Linked DNA regions of Homo sapiens: region 1 is linked to region 2. A link is an interaction called in ENCODE POLR2A ChIA-PET data of the cell type or tissue named here. Cell type or tissue: CD4-positive, alpha-beta T cell. All regions are shown on one strand. Each heading gives the region's core, and the rest is flanking DNA. Links, peaks and the distances in the headings are about the cores only.

Region 1 (15,192 bases), core at 4,635-12,634, 180 kb after region 2:
TTGTGTTTCCCTGCACTCTACTGAAGTAATTACCAGGTTTTTCCTGACCTTTGCTGACCCCAGGGAAGTGTTTTTATTCACATTTCCATTCTGGGATTTCTGCGATCTCCTGGATCCACTGCCTGCAATTCCTTGGAAAGACCCAAACCGGAGGAGGCAGAGGGTTCCCTTCAGCAAACACGCTGGGCCCCTGCAGTCACAAGGCACAGAGAGCACGAGGGTCCCACGTTCTCCGCACGGTCCCTGCAGTCTGGAGGTGCAGGGAGTGTGTAGCTGTTACACATCCGATGGCAAGGGCGTCGACTGTGATCACGGGGCCTGATGAAATGGATTTAGAATCAGTTTCCCCATCTGTGAACTGAAAGGCTGGGAGAGGTGATTTCTCCACCCAGGGGGCCTCCAGTCCTGGTGCATTGGGGCCATTCTTGGAACACCCAGGGGCCCTTCTAACAGCAGATTAAACATGCACTCACCGGTCCCTGCCACACAGAACATGACACTTCTGCATGAGTGCTGAGGGGTCTGGGTGGGAGCCATGGGCAGCTGACGCCATCAGAAAAAGCTTCCGCATGCAAGGCAGGAGGAGGAGGAATACAGCTGTGTGTTCTGAGAGATGCATGTGAGGTGATTTTGTCACTGTGTTAACATCACTGAGGACACACACACACACCTAGAAGGTGTAGCCCACCGCACACCCAGGCTACGTGCTGGAGGCCGAAGCTCCAGGCTACAAACTCACACAGTGCTGAATACTGCAGCCAATTGTCACACAATGGTAAGTATTTGTGCACCTAAACATATCTAAAAAATAGAAAAGAGGTACAGTAAAAACAAGACATAAAAGATGTAAAGTGGTACGGCCGTGTAAGGCACTTGCCATGAATGAAGCTTGGGCTGGAAGCTGCTCTAGTGAGTCCATGAGTGAGTGGGGAGTGAGTGGGAAGGCCAGGACATGACCGTACACTGCTGTAGGCTTTATACACACTGCACACGCAGGCTGCTCCGGTAAGTCCATGAGTGAGTGGGAAGACCAGGACATGACCGTACACTGCTATAGGCTTTATACACACTGCACACGCAGGCTGCTCCGGTGAGTCCATGAGTGAGTGGGGAGTGAGTGGGAAGGCCAGGACATGACCGTATACTGCTGTAGGCTTTATACACACTGCACATGCAGGCTGCTCCGGTGAGTCCGTGAGTGAGTGGGGAGTGAGTGGGAAGGCCAGGACATGACCGTACACTGCTATAGGCTTTACACACACTGCACACGCAGGCTGCTCCGGTGAGTCCATGAGTGAGTGGAGAGTGAGTGGGAAGCCAGGACATGACCGTGCTGCTGTAGGCTTTACATACACCACACACTTAGGCTACACTAAATCCATTGTTAAAAATTTCCTTCTCTAATAATAAATCAACCTTAGTTTACTGTAACCTTCTTGCTTTATAAACTTTTTAATTTTTTAACTCTTTGACTCTTATAATATGTAGCTTCAAATACAAACATGTTGTACAGCTGCACAAAAATAGTTTCTTTCTTTATATCCTTATTCTATTAGCTTTTTTCTGTTTAAAACATTTTAACTTTTTAAACTTTTTTGTTAAAAAACTAAGACACACACATCATCCTAGGCCTGCATGGAGTCAAGATCATCAATATCACCGTCTTCCCCTCCACATCTGGTCTCACTGGAAGGTCTCTGGGGGCAGTGATGCACAGAGCTGTCGTCTCCTGTGATAACACGGTTTCTCCTGGACGCCTCCCGCAGGACCTGCCTGAGGCTGCTCTACAGTTAACTTTTTTTTTTAATAAATAGAAGGAACGCACTCTAAAATAATGACTAAAAGTTTGGTATAGTAAATACGCACCCGGGAACAAAGTTTATTAACATTATCTGGTCGTGTGTGCTGTGGACGATCACGTGTGCTGGACTTGTGCCCGGCTGGCAGCGCTGTGGACTTGTTCACGCTGGCGTCACACAGGGGCGGGAGCCATGCGTTGTGCTGTGATGTGACAGCCAGGTGACAGCCGAGGGACCAGACGCTTTCAGCTCCATGACAATCTTACGGCGCCACCGCCACCTGTGGGGTGTGCCGTTGACGGCAAAGTCCCTGTTTGGTGCCGGGCTGTATCTGAGCACCTCGGCTCATCCAGAAGGGGTCTAACCAGTCTAAACTTCCGTCTGAAACTGGCCCATTTCATCAGCGTTCTTGGGAAAATGAGGCAAAATAGACTTGGACATTTCAGAGAAAACATTCACAGTGTTAGTACGTTTATCTGACATTATTTACAATCCCTCCGATTACAAGCAGTTAGAAGAGGAGAAGGAGGTCAGCTGGCCGTGGCAGGGAACAGGGCCTCCTCTCCTGATCTTTCCCATCTCAGCAAAATGCCCCATTGTGTGGCTCAGGGGAAGTTGAAGTCGAAAGCCTGGCGTGGGGAAGCAGCTGCTGGGCCATTGTTTAATCTGAGCTAATGCAATGTCACCACGCCCAATTATGTGGCCGCAATTTGGGTTACAGTTGCTTTGGTCAATATGATCACTTTCTTTTTTGTTTTTCAAAGAGGTCAAAGGTTGGGGGCTGGAGGCTGAAGCAGTCAGGCAGTGAGGGGATTGGGGACCCAGAGACTGGTTTCTTGGAAAACACCCCCAGGAAAAAGATACTCTGTCACAAAATATCAATGCCAGCCAGATGTCACCAGTCTTTTTTTTTTTTTTTTTTGCATGTGTTTCTTAACAGCTGGTAAGAATATCAGCTGAAATTATTCGCCACAAGCACACACTTTCTGTTTGTCTCCAGATAAAGGGATTTAAAATCCCGTTTGTCAGTGAGGGAAGGTGGAAACTGTGGAATGGATTTTTCTGGACCAAAAGGTAGGTGATTCCCCCCTTCCGTGCTGCCCAGCCACAGCCCAGAGAGACAGAAAGGTGGAGACTCACGGCAGGGCCGCACGCAGGGCTGTGTTGTCCGCTTCCTGGGACGGTACCCTGCGTCCAGCACACTCACGGCCAGGGCCGCACGCAGGCCTGTGTTGTCCGCTTCCTGGGACGGTCCCCTGCGTCCAGCACACTCACGGCCAGGGCCGCACGCAGGCCTGTGTTGTCCGCTTCCTGGGACGGTCCCCTGCGTCCAGCACACTCACGGCCAGGGCCGCACGCAGGCCTGTGTTGTCCGCTTCCTGGGACGGTCCCCTGCGTCCAGCACACTCACGGCCAGGGCCGCACGCAGGCCTGTGTTGTCCGCTTCCTGGGACGGTCCCCTGCGTCCAGCACACTCACGGCCAGGGCCGCACACAGGCCTGTGTTGTCCGCTTCCTGGGACGGTCCCCTGCGTCCAGCACACTCACGGCCAGGGCCACACGCAGGCCTGTGTTGTCCGCTTCCTGGGACGGTCCCCTGCGTCCAGCACACTCACGGCCAGGGCCACACGCAGGCCTGTGTTGTCCGCTTCCTGGGACGGTCCCCTGCGTCCAGCACACTCACGGCCAGGGCCGCACACAGGCCTGTGTTGTCCGCTTCCTGGGACGGTCCCCTGCGTCCAGCACACTCACGGCCAGGGCCGCACGCAGGCCTGTGTTGTCCGCTTCCTGGGACGGTCCCCTGCGTCCAGCACACTCACGGCCAGGGCCGCACGCAGGCCTGTGTTGTCCGCTTCCTGGGACGGTCCCCTGCGTCCAGCACACTCACGGCCAGGGCCGCACGCAGGCCTGTGTTGTCCGCTTCCTGGGACGGTCCCCTGCGTCCAGCACACTCACGGCCAGGGCCGCACGCAGGGCTGTGTTGTCCGCTTCCTGGGACGGTCCCCTGCGTCCAGCACACTCACGGCCAGGGCCGCACGCAGGGCTGTGTTGTCCGCTTCCTGGGACGGTCCCCTGCGTCCAGCACACTCAAGGCCAGGGCCGCACGCAGGCCTGTGTTGTCTGCTTCCTGGGACGGTCCTGTCTGGGAAACCCGGACAGTCGTTCCTGTCTCTTCAGTCTTGGTTTTCTGTTAGTATGACACCAATCTCCTACGTTGAGTTGCCTCCTGTAATTCCCTGCAGGATCTGTAATCACATGGCGTCTGGTTTGGGTGCCGGCCACACGTCCGCTCACACGTGCTGTCTCCGACTCCCCCCAGCCCCATGTGCAGCTCCCTCATGGCATCTTTTTGGGAGGGCCATTTTCCACGTCATTTATACCATCTGGGTGCTTTGAACCCAAAAAGTTCTCAGAAAAAGCTCACTGAAAAAAAAATGTATAACAGACGTGCCTTTGAAAAATTCATTTGATTGATGGTAGTAAAAGGCTCTGTAGTGGGCTGAGAGGTGTTCCTCCAAAATCCACGTCCCCCCAGAGCCTCGTGATGTGAGCTTGTGTGGAAACAGGTCTCTGCAGATAGTTGAGAGTGGAGATGAGGTTGAGCTGGATGAGGGTCAGCCTGGAATCCAGTGACTGGTGTTCTTATAAGGACACGAGACACAGAGGCAGGGCAAGAAGGCTGTGGAAGAGGGAGGCAGAGATCAAGGTGATGCACCCACAAGACAAGGGCACCAGGATCTCACAGCACTCAAAGCTGGGAGAGGCCTGGAGTCTCCCTGACAGCCACAGAGGAGCCAGCCCCGCCCACACCTGCATCCAGGAATTCTGATCTCTAGGACTGTGAGAAAACGAATTTCAGTTGCATAGAGGAGGTAATTTGCCATGGCAGCCCCCGGGAACTCACTCGGTGTACAAGGAGGAGGAAAGTGCCCGCTACTCCTAAGATAGAGCAGCCACACCCGAGGTAAAGGGGCACCCCATACCCGGAACAGCCCCCACTGCCCCACGGTGACCATCAGTCCTTGTCACTGAATGGATTCAGAACTCAACAACCTCACCACCCGCTAAGGAAGCCCCGTGGGAGGATGGGTCACTGTCTCCTAGGTGTGAGCCCGCACCTCACCCGTTGCCTGCAGCCCTCCCGGGAGGAAGGGTGACATCTGGGGTGCCAGGGCCCTCGGCCTGTGGGGCAAATGCTGGGCGGAGTGGGCTGACTGAGGCAGGAAATGTGAGCAGCTATCCAGAGAAGTCGGCCCCCAAAGCGTGAGTCTACTAGCAGCCTGAGAGCTGGCTACTGGCAGTCACTGGACAATTCCCACTTTACTTTGACCTGATAAATGGCAGGAAAAGTGCCCACCAGGAAGCCTGGGAACTCAGCAGGTGGTTGTGACGACAAGGCTCAGAGACCAGGTCACACTGGCTGGGGCCACTTTCTACGAAAAAGGCAGGCCACGAAATCCCTCCCTAAAACCCAGTCAGTGTGGACAACGGGATTCTACCTAATGCCTTGGGGACATCAGAGGTAAGTGTGCTCTTGTTTCTTAGGTGACATTCTTTTTTAATCTAAAAATATCTGTTGCCACCATTTAACGGTATGGCCCTAAGCAGCTTTCATTCCCACAGATTCAACACATTGTGAGCAAATAGCACCCGTTACTACAAATGCCTGTGAGGGAGAAAAGCCTACAGCCTTCCCCACAGAAGCATGTGTGACGCGGGGTGGGGACCCTGTACCTGCTCATATGTATGGAGAAAGTGGGGACATCTGTAATCCTCCACCTCAGGAACTAGCTGACTTGACTTGGACCCAGCTTTTCAGGAGGCACAAAACACAAATGAGAATCAAGTACGAAGCCCTTAGTGTTCCGGTCGTTCCAAGTCTAAGAGCTGTTGTGGGCGCCACAGAGCCTGCTGCTACTAGCGATCCCAGTTTGGCAAACACCGGGGCCTCACTTTGTCTCTTGTGTGGGGAATGCACACACCTCACATCTGTCTCACGGACCATAAACGCTCTCCCGAGAATCATGTTGACTCTGCTCACCGAGCCCAGGCCCAGCACAAAGACACACCATAAACACCTGCGGAGGGAGCGTGGCCCAGCCCAGGGACTCTGGGGCTCCCAGAAGACAGGGCCCTCCCCCAGCCATGCCGGGAATGCTGCGTGACAGCGGATCAGGAAATGGGGCAGAAGCCCATGAAACCCTCGGAGTCAGGTCACCAGGGCGGGTGCTCGCCCACCCCCAACGCCTGAGGGTGACATTTGACAGTTTACACACAGTCTCTGAGCGCCTGTTTTAGCCTAGGTTTGTAAAGGAGTCAAGAATTCATCTCAGAAAGCTGCCAGTAGACAACCAAATGCTATTTCAAAGCAACTGCAGGGGTTAGTAATTGAGATTTTTTTTATCCCTCTAACTTGCTACTTCCCTAGTTCTGTGGCAGGCCTCTTGACTCAGCTTATAAATACTAAAACTGTTGCTGTAATAAGAAAAAACAAGAAACATTCCTTGAATATTTCAGAGCAAAATGCTTGTGAAAGCCCTTGGTTTCCCCACAGAAAATGTATTTAAAAGAAGAAGAGCCGTGAATCGGTGGCAGCTGCTCCCAGCACCTGTTCCCCGTTCCCATCATTGAAGTTCTCGTGGCATTTTGGAAAGAACTGAGCAGTTTTCCTAGAGAAATACTCTGGGTTCTCGATTACACAGTTGACTGCACTCAACTGTTGGCTGAGACAAAGGGGCCTGAGAGGTGTATCCGTGCACAGAGCTCCGCACCCTGAAACCGCTCAGGGCATGGACCGCGGTGACGTGCCGCCTCCCTCCCAGTGCCCACTGAAGCGTCCTGCTCCCTTCTTCGCACAGATGGCAGTGTGGGGCCAGGGGACGTGTGGCATCATTTGCCCATGCCATTTTCACTTTGTTTTTTTTGTTTGTTTTTGTTTTTTTGAGACAGTCTCACCCTGTCACTCAGGTTGGAATGCAGTGGCACAATCTCAGCTCACTGCAACCTCTGCCTCCCAGGTTCAAGCAATTCTCCTGCCTCAGCCTCCCGAGTAGCTGGGATTACAGGTGCACACCACCATGCCTGGCTATTTTTATTTTATTTTATTATTATTATTATTTTTGAAATGGAGTCTCACTCTGTCACCCAGGCTGGAGTACAGTGGCATGATCTCAGCTCACTGCAACCTCTGCCTCCCGGGTTCAAGCAATTCTCCTGCCTCAGTCTCCCGAGTAGCTGGGACTACAGGCACACACCACCACACCCAGCTAATTTTTGTATTTTTAGTAGAAACAGTGTTTCACCATGTTGACCAGGCTGGTCTCAAACTCCTGACCTCAAGTGATCTACCCACCTCGGCCTCCCAAAGTGCTGGGATTACAGGCGTGAGCCACCACGCCCGGCCACCTTCTTCACTTTCATAGAATGTCTGGACTAAGTCTTCAAGGCACAAGGGCATCAAGCTCTAATGAGCACACGGGGGCACCACTGCAGATGGCCAGGGGGCAGGCGGAGGCCACCATGCACCCTCCCTCTTCATCGGCTCGCAGCCCCTCCTGGGGAGCTCTCGCTGCCATCACAAGCTGAGAGGCTTACAAGACACACATTCATCCCCTCACGGTTCTGCAGGTCAGGAGCCTGACAAGGGTCCCACTGGGGTAAAAAACCAAGGCTTGGCCAGCCTGGCTCCTTCCGGAGACTCCGAGAGAACCTCTTCATGTCTCTTCCCGTTTCCAGAGGCCACACATTCCTGGGCTCCTGGCCCCTTCCCTGTCTCTGAGCCACACTGCATCTCCAGCCTCGCTGACCCACCCCTGCCGCTGCCGAATTCCTCCCTCTGTCCCCTGTACAGACCCTGTTCTTCCACTGGGCTCCCCTGGGGAATCCAGGCTAATCCACATCTCAGGGCCTGGGGCTTAATCCACAACGTGCTGTTGGCTCTGGGGTCGGGAGGTTGGGGAGGCCGTGCCCGGGGGCCTTTCTTCTGTATTCCACACCATTGATCCACATCATGTTCAAATGATCTCCTAAATGGAATGGCTTCCTATCAACCCACGTCACTGGCTTCACCCCACTGTTACCAGGAGCTGGTTCTTGTTGGGCTCTGGAGGCCAAGAAGGGGCTCCTTCCCTCTGCCCATCAGCAGGTTGCTTGGCACGGTAGGGTGGGTGCCCCCGTGAGACACAGCTTGGGAGCACGAAGCGGCCGCAGGCCCTGGGCCCGGGCTACGGGCTGGGGAGGAGGGAGGATGAGGCGTGCAGACACTGAAAGGGCGGCTGCAGAGACTTTTTTGTCCAGAAGTAACCCAGAGCGAGCAAGTCCCTGTGGGTGAGGACCACGCATGCCCGGTTGGCGCTGATGTGTGGGAAAACGACAAATGGTGCAAGCCACACGGGTCACGTGCGTCTCCTGTGCTAATCGTGGATTTTCATTTCCTCCGGAGACCCAAATGAGAAAGTAAAAGTGTATGCAGGAGTCAAACCCACTTTCTAGAATGTGGTTAATTTCTAGAGGCAGCTGGGTTTCCTGTGGAGAAGACAGGTTTGCCTACGCAGCGTAGAGAGGAGACGGCTGTGTGGGCTCCAGCCCCAGGGGAAGTAGGGCCCGGGGGTCACCGCGAGGAAGCTCCATCGGCCGCGGCGGCTCTGTGGAATCTGAAGCGCGTGGTCTCACGGCCACCTCCCCCTGCACCAGCCGTGTGGCCCAAGGTGATGTCTGTGTGCCTTGGTTTCCTGATGCGTAGAACGTAGCCAGCTGGAGGACAGGGGGGCTGTCGGGTTCTTTGTGTGGAGGTCTCCAGAAGGCTGTTCGTGCTGTAGGCAAATTCCACAAGACCTAGGAGCCAGGACCCCAGGTGCCTTGATGCTGGAGGGAAGAACCTGGCTGAGACGCACCTGCAACTGTTTGGAGCTGGTGACCTTGGGCCCAGCACACCCTCGCTGCTGGTGGACACAGCCCCTCACAAGCAGCTGCGAGGCCCTCGGGCAGTGGCATGGGCGCCGTCGCTTCCTGCTAACCCCACATCCTCATTTCCCACGCTTCTCCTTCCACCTTCCATGATCACTGGGACCTACTGCCTCAGGAACCGCCTCAGAGGGACAGAGGGAAGCAGACCACCCTTTTCTTCAGAGAGTTCATGGCCCAGGGAGGGAACGCTGGCTGGGGACGATCACAAAGCCTCTCTGGTGCCCGGCCAGCGACAGGGACCCTCGGGGCTGCGGGGGGAGAGGACGCCCCTGCCCTGGCCGCACAGGGTTGGGTTAGAGGTGAGCTGGGGCCGGAGAAGCCACGGGAGCCATGTGGCGCCTTCTCAGGAGGTGCTCCCGCAGCTTCGCCTCCTCTCGTCTTCCGTGCGCAGGGAGGGACCAGCCCAGTGACAGCTGGGAGCAAAACTGGTCACCTCCCCTCGGGCTCTGGGCAACTGTCAACCTGCAGCTTTGAGTCTCTCCCCCTGGAATCTTCTATCTGGGGTATGATAATGTTATTACATACGTTGGTTATTTACAGCACAACATGAAAAGGCAATTTGTAAGGACTGGTCCGTCTAATCGGGGCGAATCACCAGTCTTCTGAGGCATCGTATTGAGTTTAGTTTCCGACTGATTGCTAAATGCCTTCACGCTGCGTGGATATTGCCCAGCTCTGCCTCCCTTGCTGCAGGTGCCCTGTGGATGCTGAGCTTCCACGGAGGGGCTGCTGCCCCCTCTGCCCCCACAGCTCAGCTCGAGTTCACCAGTGGGGAAGGCCGAGGGCCTGTGGAACGAGGGCTCCGTTCCCCCACCGCAAGGAGTGAACGGCACCGAGGTTCCCGCCGCCGAGCCGCAGCGCTGTGCAAGCCCCCGATGGGCGACGGACACCAGGCCCCAGCCCAACGCGCTTCCTTTGGCTCCTCCTGAACTGGGGGGGGGGCCTCGCACCCGCCTTGCCAGGGCCCTGGCATCTGTCTCACTGGCCTTTCTCACCTGGTATTCCAGTGAGGAGGGTGCTTCAGTTTTACTCCCTTTGAGAGGCAAGATCTTCTCAACCCACAAGAAGAGGCGACCAGGTCCTGGGTGACTGTCGAATAAGCCTGGTCCAACTGGGAACAAGTCTTCTGGGCCCTAATTTCCCACATGGTGTTCTTGTCTGACAAAATCACAGCCTTCCACGTTCAAGAATCTTCATTCATCTCTCTCTTTCAGCGAATGTTCCCTAAGCTCTCCCATCACTGAGCACTGCTGCCAACAGCCCAGCTGCATGCTACCACTTTGGTTTGATGGAGAGAAGGGCTCAGAACCTCGTGCAAGTGGGAGGCAAGCACAAGTACAAAGGCATCTTCCGGAGCCAAGGTGGGGGCGCAGAGGGCCTGTCTCAGTGAGATCCCACTGTCTTCCAGGGTTTGCCACCGCAGCAGTAAGCCCTGGAGTGGCCCCACACCCTAAGATCCACGGGGGAAAAGGTGGATGTCTCAGCATGGGTTTGTAACATTGTTCTCTTAAATAAGCAGAGGATGCAGAATTAGGAGCAAGCATTCCGAGGGGTGGCCAGCTGTGGCTTCCGAGGGGCACCTGACCTCCCATCTGCCTTCTGAGCACCAGCTGCCCCAGGTGAGGTGTGTGGAGTTCCACAGCTACGATGAGCCGTCGCCATGGAGAACAGCAGCTCACGATTGCTTTGATTTAAATTGAATTAAGGTGAAAATGAATCAGGGCATAACTCTCTTCTTTCAGCCAGACGTCTTTCTGAACCGGTGTATATATGACTTAAAAAAGTCACGAGGGTTTTGGGCCCAGGGATCAGGCAGGAAGGAAAGGCAGTGCCGTGCAAGGAGGGGTGGGTTAGAAATTGTATCCAGAACCGCTGTGGCTTGTACTGAAGGAAGAAACTTCGTAGTTCTGCTTCTATTTCTACCACAACACCAAGGAAGGTGTGTGGGGTGGGGAGCAGGTACACACAGGTCCTTGGTATTACCAGTGGTCCAGGATTGTATAATTCCGCTTATTCTACCCATCCCACAGCCTGACCCTGACTCAAGTCCTGCAGCCCCTTGGTGCCCTGAGCCCCCTCCCCTGCCTGTTCCTAAGCAATCAATCACCCTAAGACCCCGTTCTAGGTTTCAGCAGATGATGACGAGTTAATCAGACAAATAAGCCATGGGGTAGGCAGGGGTTGTGGGTGCTGCTTCCTGGTCCCTCTGGCAAACCAGAAGGGAGCTGCCTCCCTGCGGTCCCCACCCTGTCTCCAAGCTTCCCAGCAGAGCCCCACATCCAGCAACTGGGCCCAGCTTTAACCAGACGGAGGAGCAGCCTGACGTCCTGCCAGCCCCAGAGACAGATGTGGGCACAGGAAGGGAAGGCAGGGAGGAGAGGAAGCCAATAAAAAGTGTTAGCATCCGTCAGGGTGACCCTTTGCAGAACCTGCGTCAGCCTGAGGACGCAGGGAAAGGCTGCGCGGGAGAAGCCGCTGTTAGCATCTGCCAGGGTGACCCTTTACAGAAACTGCGTCAGCCTGAGGACGCAGGGACAGGCTGTGCGGAGAAGCCGCTGTTAGCATCCGTCAGGGTGACCCTTTACAGAAACTGCGTCAGCCTGAGGACGCAGGGACAGGCTGTGCGGAGAAGCCGCTGGCCTTTGCCGCTTGAAAGCTGGGTCCCTGCGGCCTCCTCACCCCAGGGCTCCCTCAGAGAAATTCTCATAGAACCCCTAAGCAATACGCGGGGAAAGAACGGATGCCACCCGGAAGCATGCCGAGGAAGAGTCCATTCATGGGAACTTCCAGAGCCGGTCACAGAGGCCAGATCCACGATCAGGTGCATGGCAGGGGCTTGTCCGCAGGACCGGAACCTTGGTGAGCATCAGCGATGGGCACTGTGTTTCCCCAAGAGTGACCTGGGGTGCCTTCAGGCCAGGCGCAGCTTCTACTCCTCATTTATCTCCACCACGCAGAGCAACGTGCGGCACAGACGAAGCACTCAGGGAACATTTAAATGAGTCCGTGGGATGCACCTAAAAGAAATAGAGGTTTCCAAAGAATAAGCAGGTACAAGTTAGACCCCACAAAAAAGATAGGCAGGCAGGCATTTGTTAAGTCCATTTCATTTCACCCTAGGGTTTTAACATCAAAGTATCCCTGTAATGAAGAGGCATTTTGTTACCCAAATTCTCATGTTCTTCAAGAGGGAGTAGAAAGGAAAAAAAGATGAAAAGGGAGAAACAGTACAGCCCCTACCTTCAAACTTACTACCCCCACCATACACACACACAGACACACACACAGTAAATGACATGGATATTTATCCAGTCTGCCATAAGACACCTGGCCCCACCTTATAAATGAGGGAAGCCTGGGCCAGCACAGTGGCTCTCAACTATAAGCTCAGTCTTTGGGTGGTCAAGATGGGAGGCTCACTTGAGCCCAGGAGTTTGAGACTAGCCTGGGCAACATGGCAAAACCCCATCTCTCCAAAAAATACAAAAATTAGCTGGGCATGGTGGTGGCACATTCCTGTGGTTTCAGCTACTCAGGAGGTTGAGGTGGGAGGATCCCTTGAGTCTAGGAGTTCAAGGCTGCAGTGAGCTGAGATTGTGCCACTGCACCCCAGCCTGAGCAAAAGGAGTAAGACCCTGTCTCGAAAAAAAAAGAGGGAAGCTCGGTGCTGGGTATGTCAGAGATGGAAAGACTCTTTCCAGTCTTTATGTCTCATTGGACAACGTGAAGATTCAACTTCCAGGGCTGCTCAGTAGAGCCAAGTCTGGAAAACAAGCTCGTGGGCACCACATCACAAGCACGTTTTCCCTGGAGCCCGCGTTGTCACTACTGTATTCCCAACTCCACTCCGAGGGCCTTTCAGGGTGGAGGAGAGAGCTGTGGCCAAAGGCAGTGAGAGGCAGAACCCCCAGCCCAAAAGCCAGATTTCAGCCTCAGGGACGAGCCAGGGCTCACCACCCCCGCGACACCGCAGGCCTCTGTGCGGAGACTGTGCTCAGGCCCAGCGCTTGCGCTGGAGAAAAGGCGGAGACATTCAGAACCCAGGGGATTCCAGGCTGCCTTCTCCACAAGGGTCAGGTTTGTGGAGGAGAAAGGGGAAGATTCTCCACCCACCAGGCGCCTCCTGGACTGTCAAGAACTAACAGGGACTAGATCACCCGAAATAGCAGATCAAATTGAAACAGCATACTTAGCTTTTGGAACGAACCACGAAGCAGGCAGGAGGACCGGAGATTGCAACATACTGACCTTCCGAGTCCTGTTTGGGTCAGTTTGTTAAAATTAGTTTGTCCTCCCTGGAGACACGGCCAACGCAGCCTTTTCCGTGGCAGGAGTCCAAACACAGTCTCTGCTGCTCTCCACGCACGGCAATGGGAAGGCAGCCCTTTCCCCTCCATCACTCCGGGGAGCTCACGTGCGGACGGGGTCCTCTGTAGCATCTTTAAATTGGAGGTGACTTTGTACCGTTGGAGCCGGGGGCAGAGTCAGCAGTGACCTCAACAGTTAGGACCAGGATAAGTTCCTTCTGCTGAAAGAGGACGTTAAGATGAGAAGGGCTTGGCCGGGCGCGGTGTTTCACGCCTGCAATCGCAGCACTTTGGGAGGCCGAGACCATCCTGGCTAACACGGTGAAACCCAGTCTCTACTAAAAATACAAAAAATTAGCGGGGTGTGGTGGCGGGCGCCTGTGGTCCCAGCTGCTCGGGAGGCTGAGGCAGGAGAATGGCGTGAACCCGGGACGCGGAGCTTGCAGTGAGTCGAGATCGCGCCCCTGCACTCCAGCCTGGGCGACAGAGCGAGACTCCGTCTCAAAAAAAGAAAAAAAGAAATGCTTTTAGCGCACTTAGAGCATTTAGAGCAATGGGATGATTAATTCCATTTTCCATTTCGGGCCTCATCTCAAGTATTTTTATTTCTTTCTCTTCCTCACCTTCCTGCCACCATTTGTGGTGGCAAATGTGACATTTCACATTTACACCATTGTCCAGTTTCTCTAACAGCTTGACTTTCTGTGCTATAAACATAAACACTTCCCCTTTATCCCCTTTAACAAACTGCTGTCTCTCTAGGGGTATCTGCAGGCCTCTTTGACATTTTCAACATTAACTTTAAGCTACTGAGCAAAAAATGAGCAAAAAACCCAGTCAGGGCTAGAGTGTAATCATGACGAATAAACTGGGGGTTTCATGATATTTCTGACACCTGTTTGACTACAGAGACACTGAACTGTCCTCTGCCAGGTCCAGCCTGGGCTCTAGAGCCTGCGTCTGAGGCCCCTGCCCCACTCGTTGGGAGCAGCTCCAGGGCTCCCCCACCTCCCTTCCCTCTCCTGTTTCAAAAGTATTGACTTTGAGGATCAGAAATGGTCCTAACTGTTGCTTTTTCATTTTAACTAAAACTCTCAAATTTAGAGTGTTTTTCCCTTTTCAATACACCTTTTTAATATTGCTTTTTTTTTTTTTTTTAAGATGAAGTCTTGCTCTGTCCCCCAGGCTGGAGTGCAGTGGCGCAATCACAGCTCACTGAAGCCTCGGCCTCCTGGGCTCAAGCCGTCCTCCTGCCTCAGCCTCCTGAGTAGTTGGGACCACAGGTGCCACCAGCACACTCAGCTAATTCTTTTAAAATTTTTTTGTAGAGACAAGATCTAACTCTGTTGCTTATTGCATTTTTTTATTTCAAATGTTTATACCAAATTTTTTTCTAAGCTTCTAAGAAAGAGCTGAAATTCACAAAATCCAATTCATACTAATTCTAGAAGAAACAATACTTGCCCTTCTGCAGGTGAGCAATTCCTATTGTAAGCGTCTGACACCAGACGCCCTTCCCCCCTTCTTCCTTCCTTCCTCTCTCCCCCCACAGGTCAGGGTGGGACAGCGCAAGAGAGAAAGTTGGAGACACCACGAATCCCGTCACAAACACTCTTAGGCCACTTCCATAAAAGTGTAAGAGGTTCTAGGCATCAGGCTAAAGTACTGCTGTTGAGGTCCATAATGTCTACACCAGGGTGCCACTTGGGGGTTTGGCAAGGCAGGCTGAGGAGCAGGAAGTAGCAGATTCTGATCCTGTCTCTGAAAAGTGATTTTATTTGTTGAATATCCCAGCACTGAGCTGTGAATTAAGATTCACTAAAGGAATCAAGGTTCTTGTAAAATATCCAGGACCACAAAGCAGAGATATTTTTCCTTATGGTTCAATAATTTTAAAGTTCAAATTAACTTAAAACAGTAACATGCTTTTCGTGAATGGTGCTTTGACCATGGGTTTAGACACCGAGGAAGCAGAGGAAGTTGGTGCACAGGAAACAGCCTGGGAGGCCCTTGGCAGCTGAGGCACACGTCTGCACCTCTTGCCATGGAAGGTTGGCTTGTCTTCTAAAAATCGTATCCGAGGAAGATTCTACCACTTCCTCGATAAACCACTGACAGCCT
Region 2 (15,192 bases), core at 2,997-10,996:
TTTAATGAAGTCCGTGTGAGTGGCGGTGGGGCGGCCTCGCTGCACAGATGGCTCTTTGTCCCCATGACACCTGCCATCTGCTTGTTTGTCTAAACGATGCTGCAGGGGCAGGGGTTCCCAATCTGCTGCCCGGGCCCCACCCGCCCACTGCGACCTCCTGACCCCCGGGCCAGACGGGTCCGCAGAGTTTGTTCTTCCAGCACAGTGGGCTCTGCCTTCCCTGCCTTCGATGTCCGCAGCCTCTTGCCAGCGCTGGTGCTTGGGTGGCAGGAGCAGCCGGGGAGGGGAAGAGGAGGGGGAGGAGGAGGAGGGAGAAGAGGAGGAGGGGGAGGAGGAGGGGAGGAGCTGCAGCCGCAGGGACTGGGAGGACTTCAGCAGCAGTTGCCACCCGCAGCTTGGCAGGGCCCTCCTGGTCCAGGAGCCAGGCTGGAAGCTCGCATTTCCGAAGCTCAGCCCTCACACCTGTTCACAGAGAGAACGTCACATAAAAGAGAGGCCGGGAGGGAGGGACCCCCCAGAGCAAATGCTCAGCCGCCCCTGGAGCAGATGACAGCAGCCGCACAGGCTAGAGCACAGCTCGCTCCCTTTTCTTAAAAACAAGTGAGGTGAGAAGAGAAAAGTTCACTTTTGAAGTTGCAGAAATGGAAGCAAAAACATCCAGATTCCACTTGCGTCAGTTTAGGGAACATTCCGAAAGGGAGGCAAGGAGCTGGAGGGCACTTTACTAGCGGCCTCCTTGGGCTTTTGCCCTGCTCCAGCACATCTTTGAAAAGGTCTGGTGAGGTTGCCTTCCCCACCCTGTCCCCTGTAAACGGGACGATACCACTTTGCGGGAGGAGGCTGAGACTTCCTGCTCCCACGCCAGTTCTGTGAGATCTGGAACCACAAGCCTCGGGTCCTGGAGGCTCCACAGGAGGCTGAGACTTCCCTCTCCCACGTGAATTTTGTGGGATCTGGAACCACAAACCTCGGGTCCCGGAGGCTCCACGAAGCTGCTCCCACGTGAGTTTTGTGGGGTCTAGAACCACAAACCTCGGGTCCTGGAGGCTCCATGAAACTGCCTTTATAACTCACTCCTCAGTTGTTAAATGAACAGGCTACACGTTGTCTCCAAAAGTGGCAGCGCTTTCCAAGAAGGAGCATGATTCTCTGCAAACGTGCAGAATCTGCTGCAGCAGTGACCTGTTGCTATTTCCCCATTGCTACGTCTGAGTGTGCCCAGACACCCCTGGTTGGAAAGGTGGCCTCCAGTGCAAGCCCATTGCTATGTCTGAGTGTGCGCGGACACCCCTGGTTGGAAAGGTGGCCTCCAGTGCAAGTGCGCTGAGAGGTGGGACCTTCAGGAGGTAGACCGGGTGGCAAGGGCTCCTCCTGCGTGAATGGTTAACGCTGCCGCATTGCAAGTGTGAGTCTGTTACGAGTGCGAGCCTGGCCCTCCCACCTTCTGCTGTGGGGTGGTGCAGCGAATGCAGGCCCCTTGATGGCGGACTTCCTCAGGGTGGTGAGAAATACATTTCTTTTCTGAATAAATTACCCATTCTATTATAGCAACACAAAGCAGACTAAGACACTGCTAAGAAATGACTTAGAACTCGTTTGCTGCCACTGGTGAGAAGTGGGGAGGGCCAGGTCTCAGGGGCTGCCTCCCTGAACCCCCACCCAGGGGCTGCCCTTTCCTAAGTCAAAGCCTCCCATTCAGTTCTCCCCAGAGAAAGCACATGTGCTTGACACACAGTTTCTGAAATCATCGAGCAGCAAAAGTAACTCCACAAAGGTCGGAGCCAAAGGGCACTGCCAGCCTGAACACTCCTGGCCTCACTCTCTTTCTTTCAAAGTCTACACCCCATGGCAGGCACAAGCCCCTGATTTTGTCTTCCTCTGAATGCAAGCAAAACCTAAGCAGGAGAAGACAGTTAACGACTGACAACTGTTACGCTGCTGGCATTGCGATGAACAACTAAGGGAGGAAATGAGCTACCAAGAATTCACCAGGACTGCTCAGGGCCACAGGCTTCCTTGTGCTAGCTTACTTGTGCAGCTAGCTGCAGGTGCTAAGGCCTCTCAGGGCTGTAGGTCAGATGACTCACTGGCTCTTCCTCAAGTCCCTATGAAAGATGCTTTCTCATCTCCCTGGGTTTGCAAGATGAGGTGGCGGAGAGGGGAGAGACTCGGGCCACCAGCCTGGACCCCCCCCACTCCCTCCGCACCACTGCCCAGAGAGATGGTCCCAAACCGTGGCCTCCTCGTCCTGAGAGGCGGGACTCACGTGGTTCACTCCCCCTGGGATCCTCACTGAAACTCTCTCTCCCTCCTTTTTGGTAATTAGACTAGTAGGTCTGTTTGATTTATATTTAAATTCCATCTTTGCTGTCAATTTTTATACGAGTGTTCTCACAAAGTGTGTACATAACCTGTGGAATATTCGAAGCCTTTGGGCCATTTGCAAACAGCACATTAGCCACACCCAGGTGGCGCAGACGCCCGGTGGACACCTACAGACCTGCTTCAAATGCACGGAGCCCCGACGTGAGCAGCTCACCGGGAGACAGTTGGCAATTTAACACTGATACTACGCAACGAGGGCCATGCGTGTTACAGGCATCTGATGGGAACTATTTTGGGTGACACATTTGACTTGGAGCATTTATTTTACAAGTTTCTAATTCTGAGTTTCTGGGAAGTGGCCGTTGTCAGGGACCAACGGCCTCCACAAGGGAGGCTGTCCTGACGCGTCATCCTGCTGTGTGGGTAGCTGGCACCATCTGGCTTCAACGCTGGCTCACAGGAGAGATTTTCCTCTCGGAGAATGAAGTTTAAACAGGATGAGACTCGCATGGCTCGACGGGGGGCAGCAGCATTCTCAGGGTCAGCTCAGGAGTAAAACGTGCAGCCTCACGGGTGGTGCTGAGGCTGTTCCGAGAGGCAAAGAGGAGTTCCGGGATTTGAGGGTTCCAGCAGGAAGGGGCTCTTAAGGCCTATGCATTGAAATAATCAGAGAGGAGTGTCCTCCATCGCAGGCCGACACCCTCAGACCGGCACAGCCCGCCCTCCTCGGACACCAGTGTCCCCTCGCACTAATGACAAGCCGCCCTCGTGACCATGTCACTGGCACCCACAGCTGTGTCTGCACCTAAAAGCAGGGGCCATATTTTTATGCATTAATTAGTGGATTGAAAACACAACTTCAGGTGGAGCTTGGCCTACCCCTGCTCTGGACCGTCAGAGTGTTGAGACCAGCACCAACTGTGGGCTGGAACTGTCTGATGCTTCTGTGTGTTAACTCACTCAGCCCCTCGAAAACCCTATGAGATGGGTCCTAGCATCTCCCCGTTTCACAGATGGGGAGACCAAGGCACACGAAGGCAAAGCAGACCCCTCAGAGGCCTCTGGCTGACGAACGGAAGAGCCGGGACTCAGATCCTGGACGTCTGACTCCGCATATGGGCGCCCCCAGCACCACCAAGCGTGTCTGCCTCTCAACCTGCAAGGGACATCAGTAATTCACGCCATTTTAATACAGGATTGAGTGATCTAACAGAGGTTGGTGGAGAACTGATGTGGGCAACATAGTCCTTGGGAGAATCACTGAAAAAAAGGCTGAATGTGGCCGGGCACGGTGGCTCACGCCTGTGATCCCAGCACTTTGGGAGGCCGGGCGCAGTGGCTCACTCCTCCAATCCCAGCACTTTGGGAGGCCAGGGACGGTGGCTCACGCCTGCAATCCCAGAACTTTGGGAGGCCAGGGACGGTGGCTCACGCCTGCAATCCCAGCACTTTGGGAGGCCAAGGCGAGCGGATCACTTGAGGTCAGGAGTTTGAGACCAGCCTGGCCAACACAGTGAAACCCCATCTCTACTAAAAATAAAAAAATTAGCCGGGCATGGTGGGGTGCCTGTAATCCCAGCTACTCAGGAGGCTGAGGCAGGAGAATTACTTGAACCCAGGAGGCAGAGGCTGCAGTGAGCCAAGATCACGCCACTGCACTCCAGCCTGGGTGACAGAGTGAGACTCCCAGACAACAGGAGAAGCAGCAAATCACACAGGAGCAGGGAGACGGCGGCCTCAGAAGATGCAGCTCACACCGGGGCCTGAGAGAGAGTCTGGGTGAGAAAGAGGACGGGCATCCCATGGCCACCTGGAAGGCAGGAGGGTGAGACCAGGGTCATAAAGGAGAGAGGCCATTCATTTACGACAAAGCCCAGAGAGTTTCCCTGGGTGCGTCTGAAGATGGGAGCAGAAAGTGGAGCCTTAGAAATAAGAATACCTGAGCCCAGAGGGAAGTGCCCCCAAGAACTCATGTCACCCCAGAAGGAAAATAGGGCATTGGTCACCTCTGGGATGGTGCGAGGATATCTGCAGTGAGTAACCAGATATCTTCAGTGTTAAAGGAAAGTCCCCAGATTTAAGCGTCTGTGTGTGTTGTGTATATTCAGTTAATTATACACCTTACGCAATGCTGGGGTGAGAGGCCTGAATTCCAGTATTCCCGGGAGCTCTGGGGAAGTCACCCTTCCAACGATTTCTCCTGCTGTTTGGGACCAGCTCTGCTCATGAAGGTGCCAGCACCATCCGTCCCTGAGTTCATGTCCATGGCTGAGGGTGACTCCAAACACTGCCAGTGGGTTCTTCTTCCCGACTTTGCCGTTTCACTGAGTTAAAGGTCTGGCATTTACCAAAACCATCTGCCGCAACCCAGCCAATCTTCCAGAAGTGTCCTGATCTCTTCCTCTGTTGAGTATTTAAAAGTGAAGCACATTTGTGTGGACTCTCCCCAAGGCGGAGCTGCCCGAGTGCTGGGCTGCCCTGATGAGCTGGTGCTGAGACAGAAGCGGCTTTGCGGACGGCTGCACGGGCTGTGTGTTCTGCTTCCGAACTCTATCAGGTGAGCGTGGAAGACACTTCCATAGACACAGGGAGGTGCTTTACTGCTGAAGGCGACTCCTGCATGCAAACACGGCAGCATTATCTCCACGTAGAGGGAACACAGGACGCTCAGAGGGAAATTCTCGGAAAGTGGGGTGTCTCCAGCTCCTCCTTCCAGGCCTCTTCTCAGCCGTGAGGCTGCGCTCTGGGCCTCAGTCCCACCCACTGCACCGTCCTCCCCACCGCGGCATCCATGCCGGCCCCGCACCTGTCAGGATATGGGGGAGCCCTGGCCCTGAGGGCTTTCTGTGGCTCCCCAGGTCCATGTTTCCATTCTCTTTGCTCCCACCGTTTTTTCTCATGTTCTCCTTTTCACACAATATTTATTGTCTTGTCCCCTCTGTTCTGTCAAGAGCCCAGACTGTGTAACACACATTGCCTGGCCCAGAGCCCATTCGATAAATATGTGTGGAAAAAAAGAACCAAACAAGGACTCAATACCTCTCCTGCCTCTTCCATGAAATCATTGTTTTGATTCGAGAATAAAAGATGTTTGGATTAAAATGTTTCTTGAATTTTTCCATTCCTAGCCTCTTGCAAGATCATTGTGCTAGATTTTGAATGACCTACTTTTCCTTCTCAGGCCCAAGACTTCAAGAGACTATTGTGGTAACGGAGCCACAAATTAATCTTTCCATTTTCTGAAAATAGAATTCTACTTACATAAGTTTAAAAAAAATTGTTGGTGGTTAGAACAATATCATTAATATCATTTTTATTTTTCAATTAAATGATTCCAACTGTCTTCATGATAATTATTTATATTTATAGAACATCTTAAAGGGTACATTTCACACAGAAAAACACCACGTCCAGTCTCTGTCCAGCCCATGGAGGGCGACCAGAGGTGATGGTTGGCGTGGGCAGCAAGAAGCCAGGGAGGACCGAGCGGGGAGCAGGCGGGGAAGGCAGAAGGGGCGGCAGGAGGGATAGGGCAAGCCGTGGGGAGGCAGCCACCCCGTAGCAGGAGAGGCAGGGAACGCCACGTCGCTGGTACAAATGGAACAAACTCCAACGCCCGTCTAGAGTTGAAGCTTCTGGGCAGAAGGGAGCTTTATGATCCACGCCCAACCCATAGGCCCGCTCCCGCCATGCCCCCTCCTCTGGGAAAGCCGCCTGGAGTGTCCACCGCAGAACGAGTGCTGCGCTCAGCAGCACCAGGACCCGCAGGGCCCGCACTCCCCTCCGCACGAAGCTCACTGTCCACGAGGAAAGACGAGGAAATGCGGGGAAAGGAGGGCACGGGACAACACGTCCAACTGTGTAGAGGAAAGGGACCTGCGTGGGAAGGAAGGGGCAGGGGAGGCTTCGAGAAAGAGCCAGGACCGTGTAGTTGGACCCTTGGAGGGAGCTACACGTGGCCAAGGGTGCAGGGCGGCCCCAGGCTGGGGAACAGCACCGGCCAAGCTCGGGGAAGGGCGTGGACAAGGCCGGCCCGTGGAACGGAAGGGAGCATCGCACTGTTAAAAGGTCATGAAACGTCCGGGAGCCTCAGCAGGGGAGGCCGAGTGTGGAGGTTTAGAGGAAAGGAATGAGGCTGAGGCTGCCAAGGAAAAGCATGGTGTGGGGGGACCCGGAGGCCCCGCGGTGGGAGGAGCGTGGTGTGGGGGGGGACCGGGAGGCCGTGGGGTGGGAGGAGCGTGGTGTGGGGGGACCCGGAGGCCGTGGGGTGGGAGGAGCGTGGTGTGGGGGGACCCGGAGGCCGTGGGGTGGGAGGAGCGTGGTGTGGGGGTACCCGGAGGCCGTGGGGTGGGAGGAGCGTGGTGTGGGGGGACCCGGAGACCCTGCGGTGGGAGGAGCGTGGTGTGGGGGGACCCGGAGACCCTGCAGTGGGAGGAGCGTGGTGTGGGGGGGGACCGGGAGGCCGTGGGGTGGGAGGAGCGTGGTGTGGGGGGGACCCGGAGGCCCTGCGGTGGGAGGAGCGTGGTGTGGGGGGGACCCGGAGGCCGTGGGGTGGGAGGAGCGTGGTGTGGGGGGAGGAGCGTGGTGTGGGGGGACCCGGAGGCCCCGCGGTGGGAGGAGCATGGTGTGGGGGGGGACCGGGAGGCCGTGGGGTGGGAGGAGCGTGGTGTGGGGGGGACCCGGAGGCCGTGGGGTGGGAGGAGCGTGGTGTGGGGGGGACCCGGAGGCCGTGGGGTGGGAGGAGCGTGGTGTGGGTGGGGACCGGGAGACCCTGCGGTGGGAGGAGCGTGGTGTGGCGGGAACGGGAGGCCGTGGGGTGGGCGGCAGCACAGGTTGTGGCTGAGCTCGGGGCCGGGGCAGCGGCGCTTGCCCTTGGGAGGGAGAAAACAGGCAAAGGACAGGATGTGGTGAGCGTCGGCCCGCGAAACCCCGCGGCCACAGCCTGAGGAAGTCTGTAGACAACAGGCTCGGCACGAAGGAGAAAGAGCTGACGTGGCTGTGAGGTGCCGCTGGTGGGAGCAGAGCTGGGAAGGGAGCCTGGGTGTGACTGTGGGGCTGGGAGTGAGCGGGGAGAGGGACAGGAGACGGGAAGGGGCTGCTGGAGCGCAGGAGGACGGCCAGAGGTGCGCGGGCCCCCACCGCAGCCCCAGCTCCCAGATGGTGCACGGACCAACCACTCAACAATCAGCCTGTGAGTTTTCGGAAGAACAGAGTCTTGGGCCACGGAGCCAACAGGTTCCTCCTGCAGGTGGCCATTTACGCTACACTCACCCCAAGGCCCCAGCCAGGAGCGTGGCCTCAGTGCAAGAAGCCACGGGGCCTAACACGAGCCACACCGAGAGGTTTCTGGGCCTGCAGGTAACCCTGCTGTACCCCCCTAGCCTCTGGCATAAGTGTTTGTGAGGGGCCTTCGGGGGCTGGTCCCCGTGCAGGCTGACCGCGGTGGAGTTTGCTCAGTGTGTGATGAGGCACATGTGTGTACGTAACTGAGCCCACGTGTGAGGGCGAGGACCATCCGTGCCGGGGCCTCCTGTTGAGCAGCCACGAGACATCACCTCACCCGGCACATGGGCGGCCGCTTCCTCTTGGGCCTGGAATCCTGACAGCCAAGGCTTTGGGGCCGTGCCTCGCCCTCTTTCACAGGCATCTGGCCCTGGACTGTCCCCGCCGGGCGGCAGTGTAGGCTCCCCGGGGAGGGGCAAAGGTCCCACTTGGTGCAGGCAGCTCTGCACGTCTGATGAGACACCAGCTGGGCTGGGTGCGGTGGCTCACGCCTGTAATCCTAGCACTTTGGGAGGCCGAGGCGGGCGGATTGCTTGAGCTCAAAGTTAGAGACCAGCCTGGGCAACATGGTGAAACCCTGTCTCTAAAAAAAGTTAGCCAGGCGTGGTGGTTGGTGCTATAGTCCCAGCTACTCAGGAGGCTGAGGCAGGAGAATTGCTTGAACCTGGGAGTTGGAAGTTGCAATGAGCCGAGATGGAGCCACTGCACTCCAGCCTGGGGGGACAGAGCGAGACTCTATCACCAAAAAAAAAAAAAAAAAAAAAAAAAAAAAAAAAAAAAAACTGCGATCTGAGGCTTCCTCCTGCTGCTGGCTTCCCCTGGGGACTCACTGAGCCAGGGTCTCCATGCATCACGGCATCGGTGGCAAAATCTCACCAGCACTCAGGCAAAGCAAAGCTCACCTCCTCCCTCCTGAGCTGGCTGCACACGCCTCTGCTTCCATTTCCTGTAGGTTTTATTCAGCAGGAGTATTTCTAAACTGCAACATACAAAGTATCTAAAAACAGATTTTTATTCTTCTCCACCTTCTTTTTTTTTTAAACAAAGCTAACTTACATCTTCCCTTAATGATAATTGGTTTGAATGTCATTTTCAGAGAGTGACTTTTAAAAAGTACTTGTCATTTTAAATGAGTCTCTGCATAATTGCACTGGATTCTCTTGAGAACGTGGCTTTGACTCAGCCTTGGTTGCCCACGGCCAGGAGCCCATGGGCCTGGCTCTTTCCGAGACAGAGCTGATTTCCGGAACGCTCTTATCGGCCTTCTGCGGTCTGGGCCTGAGCTTTGTGGTCTGGCGGGGCCTTGGCCAGGCCGTCCCCACTTCCTACCACGCTCCCGCCTTCGCCCCTGGCTCTAGTCTTTCCTTTGACCTAATTTTAATGTCACTGCATGGCCACCTGTGCTCCAGATTCACACACAGCCACTCCCCTGCTTTTTATTCCCTTAGATTTTGCCCGAACCCAATCTTACTGTTAAAACACACATACAGACACACAACAGACAAAAGCTCACATCCCTTGTGACACCACCCAGTGCTCCCCTGACACTGTGACCGGTGCGTTTGTGCCTTCCTGCGTGTGGCCTGCATGTCTTCGTCTGCCATGCCCACGCTGTGATGTGCCCAAGTGCTCCCCACAGCTGCAGCCTTGCTCCCCCACGTCCTGCGGGTGGGCACTCCCTCTGCTCCCAGGGGATCTCTGGCATGACCTCTGTCATGACGTCTGCCATGGTCTCTGACATGGCCTCCACTGTGGTCTCTGACGTGGCCTCTGCCGTGGTCTCTGCCTTGCCAATGTTTCAGCTGCTTCCCTGCTCATCATCCCCTGCTCATCGTCCATTCTTCCCTAGGGTAAATGCTGAGAAAAGAAACTGATGCATCACAGAGTCAGTGCAATTTTAATGTAATCAATTTGATGAATTTATTTTGAGATGACGAATTCTGACTTTTTAAAAAACCATTTATGCACCAATTTCCTCTAATGTTTGACATTAAACGTTTTCATTTCTTCTAATCTAATGGGAAAAAAATCAGACTGTTTTCCATTGCAGTTCCCTGATCTGTTGTGAGATTGTGCAGCTTTTAAATGCTTCTTGGTAATTTGCATTTCTGCTTTTGTAAGTTTTGCTCATATTTCTTTGGCCATTTTCTTCACAGCTGTGTGTTCTCCCCACAGCGGAGGAATTGTCTTCTCGCACCTGTGAAGTGCTATTGGATTCACCCACTGTGCCAGCCCCTTCCTACGAACAGTCGGTCTCACTCTGCTACTCGTGTCTCGAGGCTTCTCTACACGCCCATCATATTGATGCTGTCGTACTCATGGTTCTTTTCTTTTGTGCCAGTTTTTCTGTTATATGCAAGAAGATGCTCTCTGCCCGCAGGACCATACGGACACTCTTCTTTCTCCCGTCACGTTGGAATTCTTGTTTCTCTGCTTAGAGCTTTAACCTCAGTGGGATCCAGTTTTGTGAATGGTGTAAATGAGGGATTTGGCTCATTTACTGGCTGTGAGTCCTGTGCCCAGAGCTACACTTCCCGTGAGCATGTTTGCCACTTAATGCCGGACACCGGCCCTGCTCCCGGCCCTGCTCCCGGCCTTGCCCCCTGGTCTGCCCCCTGCCCTGCTCCCGGCCTTGCTCCCTGCCCCCTGCCCTGCCCCCTGCCCTGCTCCCTGCCCTGCTCCTGGCCTCTGCCACTTTTCACAGTCTTCTGTCCCAGGTCTGCCACTTACCTGCCCAGCAGGGGTGAGATCCCTCAGGGAGTCGGAGATAGAGCCTCTTCCTGTCCTTCCAAGGGGAGCAGTGTATGGAGGCTTTGGAGGATGTTTCTGACAACACTGGGGTGTGCACCGTTCCAGCTCCCAGGTTCCAAGGTGGAAGTCACCAGAAGGAAGAACAGAAGCAAAGACAATGCCAGGCTAAAGCAGGAGCCCACCCTTCCTGTCTGGGGGCCGCACCCGGGGCTGCTGACCTGGTGGCTACTCAGCATGGTGCCTGAGCGTTCACAGACGTTGAGTGACCCTGAGCGTTCACGGGCACTGAGTGACCCCACTGCCCTCTTTGGAAGCGTCCTGGGGGCAGATTTGCCGTGGTCCTTGTGCAGCCGATGTCTGTCCCACCTGGAGCGACTGACCCACCTGTGGTGATGGGGTGGATGGAGACAGGCCCTCTGTTAGAGGCAATCGGAGCAAATTATCAAACTCTAAAGCCAGAGGACCCTTAGGGCTTCACTGAGTGGTGGCAGGAGCCACGTGACACAGCCGGAAACCCCATCCATGCCCTGGGGAGATTTTCCCTTGGTGAGGGACCCTGCAGTGCGGCCCAGCCTTTCAGCCTTTCTGGTAAATTGCACCAGGGAATATGTTAGGACTTATCTGTATCAGGTGCCTCATCATCGGTCAACGCTGCGTCACCCTGGGCAGTCACAACACCACACAAACTCACGACAGCACCACGCAGCTCACAACAGCACCACACAAGCTCACAACACCACACAGTTCACAACAGCGCCACACAGCTCCCGACAGCGCCACATAGCTCACAACTGCACCACACAGCTCACGACAACACCACACAGCTCCCGACAGCACCACACAGCTCACAACTGCACCACACAGCTCACGACAACACCACACAGCTCACGACAGCACCACACAGCTCACGACAACACCACACAGCTCACGACAGCACCACACAGCTCACGACAACACCACACAGCTCACGACTGCACCACACAGCTCACGACTGCACCACACAGCTCACGACTGCACCACACAGCTCACGACAACACCACACAGCTCACAACTGCACCACACAGCTCACGACAGCACCACACAGCTCACGACAGCACCACACAGCTCACAACTGCACCACACAAGCTCACAACAGCGCCACACAGCTCACAATAGCACCACATAGCTCGTGACAGCACCAAACATGCTCACAACACCGCACAGCTCACAACAGCACGACACAAGCTCACACCACCACACAAGCTCACAACAGCAACACACAGCTCACAACAGCGCCACACAGCTCATGACAACACCACACAGCTCATGACAGTACCACACAAGCTCACAATAACACCACACAAGCTCACAACAGCACCACACAAGCTCACAACAGCACCACACAGCTCACGACAGCACCACACAAGCTCACGACAGTACCACGCAGCTCACGACAGCACCACACAAGCTCACAACAGCACCACACAGCTCACGACAGTACCACGCAGCTCACAACAATGCCATGCAAGCTCACAACAGCCCCACACAAGCTCATACCACACAGCTCACAACAGCACCACACAAGCTCACAACAGCACACAAGCTCACAACAGCAACATGAAGCTCACAACAGAACCATGCACTTCACAAAAGCACCACACAGCTCCCAACAGCACCATGCAGCTCACAACAATGCAATGCAATCTCACAATAGCACTACACAAGCTCACAATAGCACCACACAAGCTCACAACAGCACCACACAAGCTCACAACAGCGCCGCACAGCTCCCAACAGCGCCGCACAGCTCCCAACAGCACCACGCAGCTCCCAACAGCACCACACAAGCTCACAACAGCGCCGCACAGCTCCCAACGGCACCGCGCAGCTCCCAACGGCGCCACACAAGCTCACAACGGCACCACGCAGCTCACAATGGCACCACAGAAGCTCACAACAGCCAACTGCGGGCTTGACATTGCTTTGTTTTGTTTGCTTTCTAGCTTTCCTTTATTCTGTTTCTGCTGTCTTTCCTGGACCAGCAAGGTGGCTAACTAGGAATTCGTATCGCAGCTGTCACGATCTCTTTCGTGTCTATAGCATGAACTGCGATTTCCTTCCCTCCTGGGCTGTGTTGTGGAAAAGATGAGCCCACGGAGGGTGTCTGGAATAAACGGGGAATCCTCCCACCAGCACGCCCGCCTCTGCTGGGAGCATGAGGCAGCACGATTCTCTGGGCGGCAGCTTGTCTCCACCGCGGGGCTCTAACCGATCTGCCACCAGAGCCACTGACGTCCTTCCCCAGCCAGGAGCCTCTGCAGTCCCTGCTCCCACCCTCAAGGGCACACGAGTTCAGAGTCATTCCCAGGTTGCACGGAGCAGTTTGAGGAGGGAATGGATGGGGTCTCCTCCCGTCGAATGGCTCCCCTGGCTCCTCTGCAGGTCAGCACCTTGGAAAGGCACGTGGGTGTCAGCGCAGCCGCAGGCCCAGCCTGTCTGCCTCCTGGAGGCCCCAGGCATGCTGCCTCTTCCCCTGTTGCCCTGGCCCTGGGGAGCTCTGGTGCCGTCTGCCTCATCCCCGAGGCAACGTCTCTGCTGCTGGACCAAACACGGCCTGAGTCCCTCGCAGCCTATGCTCTGCCCACAGACACCAGATCCACAGTTAGAACAAACGTGTGTGCCTTGGCCTGGCTGTAGGGCCTGCCAAGCGTCTGGGACTCATGAAGGGCTCCGGGATTTCAGCTCTGGTCCAGTCCACTGGCCTGAGCCAGCTGCAATGGGCTGCAGGGGAGTGGGGGAGGCAGGCTCGATCAGAACCACAGCCTGGGAGGGCCTGGCTGGGAGGCCCCTGCTCCCAGAAACTCACCTTCTCCCAGAGGGGTCTCTGTCCAGCAGGCGAGCCTGGCCCCAGGCCTCTCTGCAGCAGGCATGGACTGGCTGGGTGACCCTCAGGGAACTGTAGCTGGTGTTCAGCAGCACTGCCGTGCTAGGCTCCACCTCCCACCTGGCGCGGCGCCTGCTCCCCAACTCCCCTTGTTCCCAAACCTCCCCCTGAACCAGCCTCATGTCCCCCAACCATTGGGACCAGAGTGGCAGCTGACTGCAGGTCCCAGCATCCCAGGACAGCCCGCCACGCGCTGGGAGCCACGGCCGAGCTCCTTCCATTCCGGTTCACACCCAGACCGTCCGAGCTCTGCCCATCAGCCACCACGCGCTGGGAGCCACGGCCGAGCTCTTTCCATTCCGGTTCACACCCAGACCCTCCGAGCTCTGCCCATCAGCCACCACGCGCTGGGAGCCATGGCTGAGCTCCTTCCATTCCGGTTCACACCCAGACCATCCGAGCTCTGCCCATCAGCCACCACGCGCTGGGAGCCATGGCTGAGCTCCTAGGGCCTGCAGATGAACCAGTTCCTGAGCTGGGGCTGGGGACGGGCAGGCCAGGAGCCGGAACCTCTCAGTGTACTGCATGCATCTACACCCCACAGTGGGGAGGAGTGAAGGGTCTTTCTCTTATTCCCTCTGGGCTGCTGAATTTGTTGTATTTTTTATAGTTTGAAGAAGAGAATAGGCACAGACTCCCCTGCCAGCCAGCCAGACACCTCCTGCCATGTTTCACGTGTGGCATCTGACCCCAGCTTTGGTTCAGCAGTCAGGAGTCACCCTGGTGGCTGGGAGGCCAGGGACCCCCTACCTGGGAATCCTAAGTCCTTTGCTTTGGGAAGGCTCATTGCCTTTGAAACTGGCCCTCCATTCCCACTTAATCAAGGAGGAGGAGCTTTGTCTGAAGTGCGGAGATGGCCGTGGTCCCGATGGATGGGCTGCTATTGGACACAGCAATTTGTGGGCAGGAGACTGGACTCCACGAGCATCTGAGCCAGGCACTGCAGGCCTGCGTCTACCCATCCTGGGCTGGAGGGGAGGCAGGGCTGGTGTTCGAAGGGGTGGAAATAGGACTGAGGGCTCTTCTCGGAGAAGGGGATGCTCTTGCCTGCTGCCTTCCATGTTCGAAGGGGTGGAAATAGGACTGAGGGCTCTTCTCAGAGAAGGGCATGCTCTTGCCTGCTGCCGTCCTTGGAAAGGCTCCCCACCTGGCCAGCACCCTCTCGGGGGTCCAGGGATCTCCAGCCTGTGGGCAGTCGGCCAAGCCCCTTGGGAAAATGAGCCCCTGGGCAGGAGGTGAGGAGGCACAGAGGTTGGTCCCCCTCAGAACGTCGGCCACCATGACTGAGGCACTGACCGGGGAGGGCACTTGGCCTCGGGCTGTTGTCCAGCCCCCTGCGCTTGTTCCTGCAGCAGAGGCTGCAGTCACTCCCCTTCTGACTCGCCCTTCCCTTTCCTCCATGCCGCCCTGCGCACGGCCCCTCCGAAGGTCGGGCCAGACCTTCCCCTGTGAGGTCTCCAGGGTTCCGCTCTGGGGAGGGCTGTGTTCTAAGGACCACTGTCCTTGCCCTGCCAGCACCTCTGCAGTTGTGAGAGGCCCCTTCCTTCTCTGCAGCTCAATGAGCATGGGGACCTCAGCCCAGCCTTCTTTCTCCCTCCGGAGGCCACACATCTCTTGAGCCAGTCGTGGCCTCTTCCACAGCCAACTTGTCCTTGTGGCCCAGTCTGGCCTGGAGCCAGCAGTAAATGTGACCCCAGCTTGGGAACAGAGTGCGGGCCCTGGAGCTTTGGGGATTGTGAGGGAACAAGGCGGCCAGGCCAGGTTCTCCCAGCGGTTAAAAGGCCCACCCCTTCCCGGGTCTCAATTCTGGGCTGATTTCCCCAGGACAGCATTCTTGTGTCAACTCGCTGTTACCCCAGCTGACGGCCTCACATCTGCTGAGGCAATGCCACCTCTCCAGAGTGAAAAGC

Evidence for each region. Peaks named below come from ENCODE experiments on the same cell type or tissue, not always from the same donor. Only the 100,000 strongest peaks of a DNase experiment are listed, where the experiment ranks them.
Region 1: POLR2A ChIA-PET joins it to region 2 with 22 read pairs; 6 of 35 experiments call an interaction of 5 or more read pairs at or near these places.

What each region holds. Positions count from the first base shown.
Region 1 is chr6:170,263,808-170,278,999 of GRCh38, forward strand. It overlaps LINC01624 (long intergenic non-protein coding RNA 1624), which reads left to right and starts at 8,667. Exons shown (of 2, transcript NR_104177.1): 1 at 8,667-11,623. LOC285804 (a long non-coding RNA gene) reads right to left here and starts at 12,955. Exons shown (of 3, transcript NR_126021.1): 1 at 12,878-12,955; 2 at 11,524-11,781; 3 at 2,862-4,478. RefSeq lists enhancers at 2,813-3,389, 3,390-3,966. In CD4-positive, alpha-beta T cell, for the core only: no CTCF peak of the experiment used is centred there; a DNase peak (open chromatin) is centred at 8,194; H3K4me3 peaks cover 1,640 bases; H3K27ac peaks cover 1,296 bases; H3K27me3 peaks cover 190 bases.
Region 2 is chr6:170,080,869-170,096,060 of GRCh38, forward strand. No RefSeq gene overlaps it. Among named protein-coding and RNA genes, the nearest start is that of LINC01624, 180 kb to the right of the region's middle. RefSeq lists enhancers at 7,765-7,864, 10,795-11,296. In CD4-positive, alpha-beta T cell, for the core only: no CTCF peak of the experiment used is centred there; DNase peaks (open chromatin) are centred at 6,783, 7,253, 7,843, 8,863 and 3 weaker places; H3K4me3 peaks cover 2,034 bases; H3K27ac peaks cover 1,344 bases.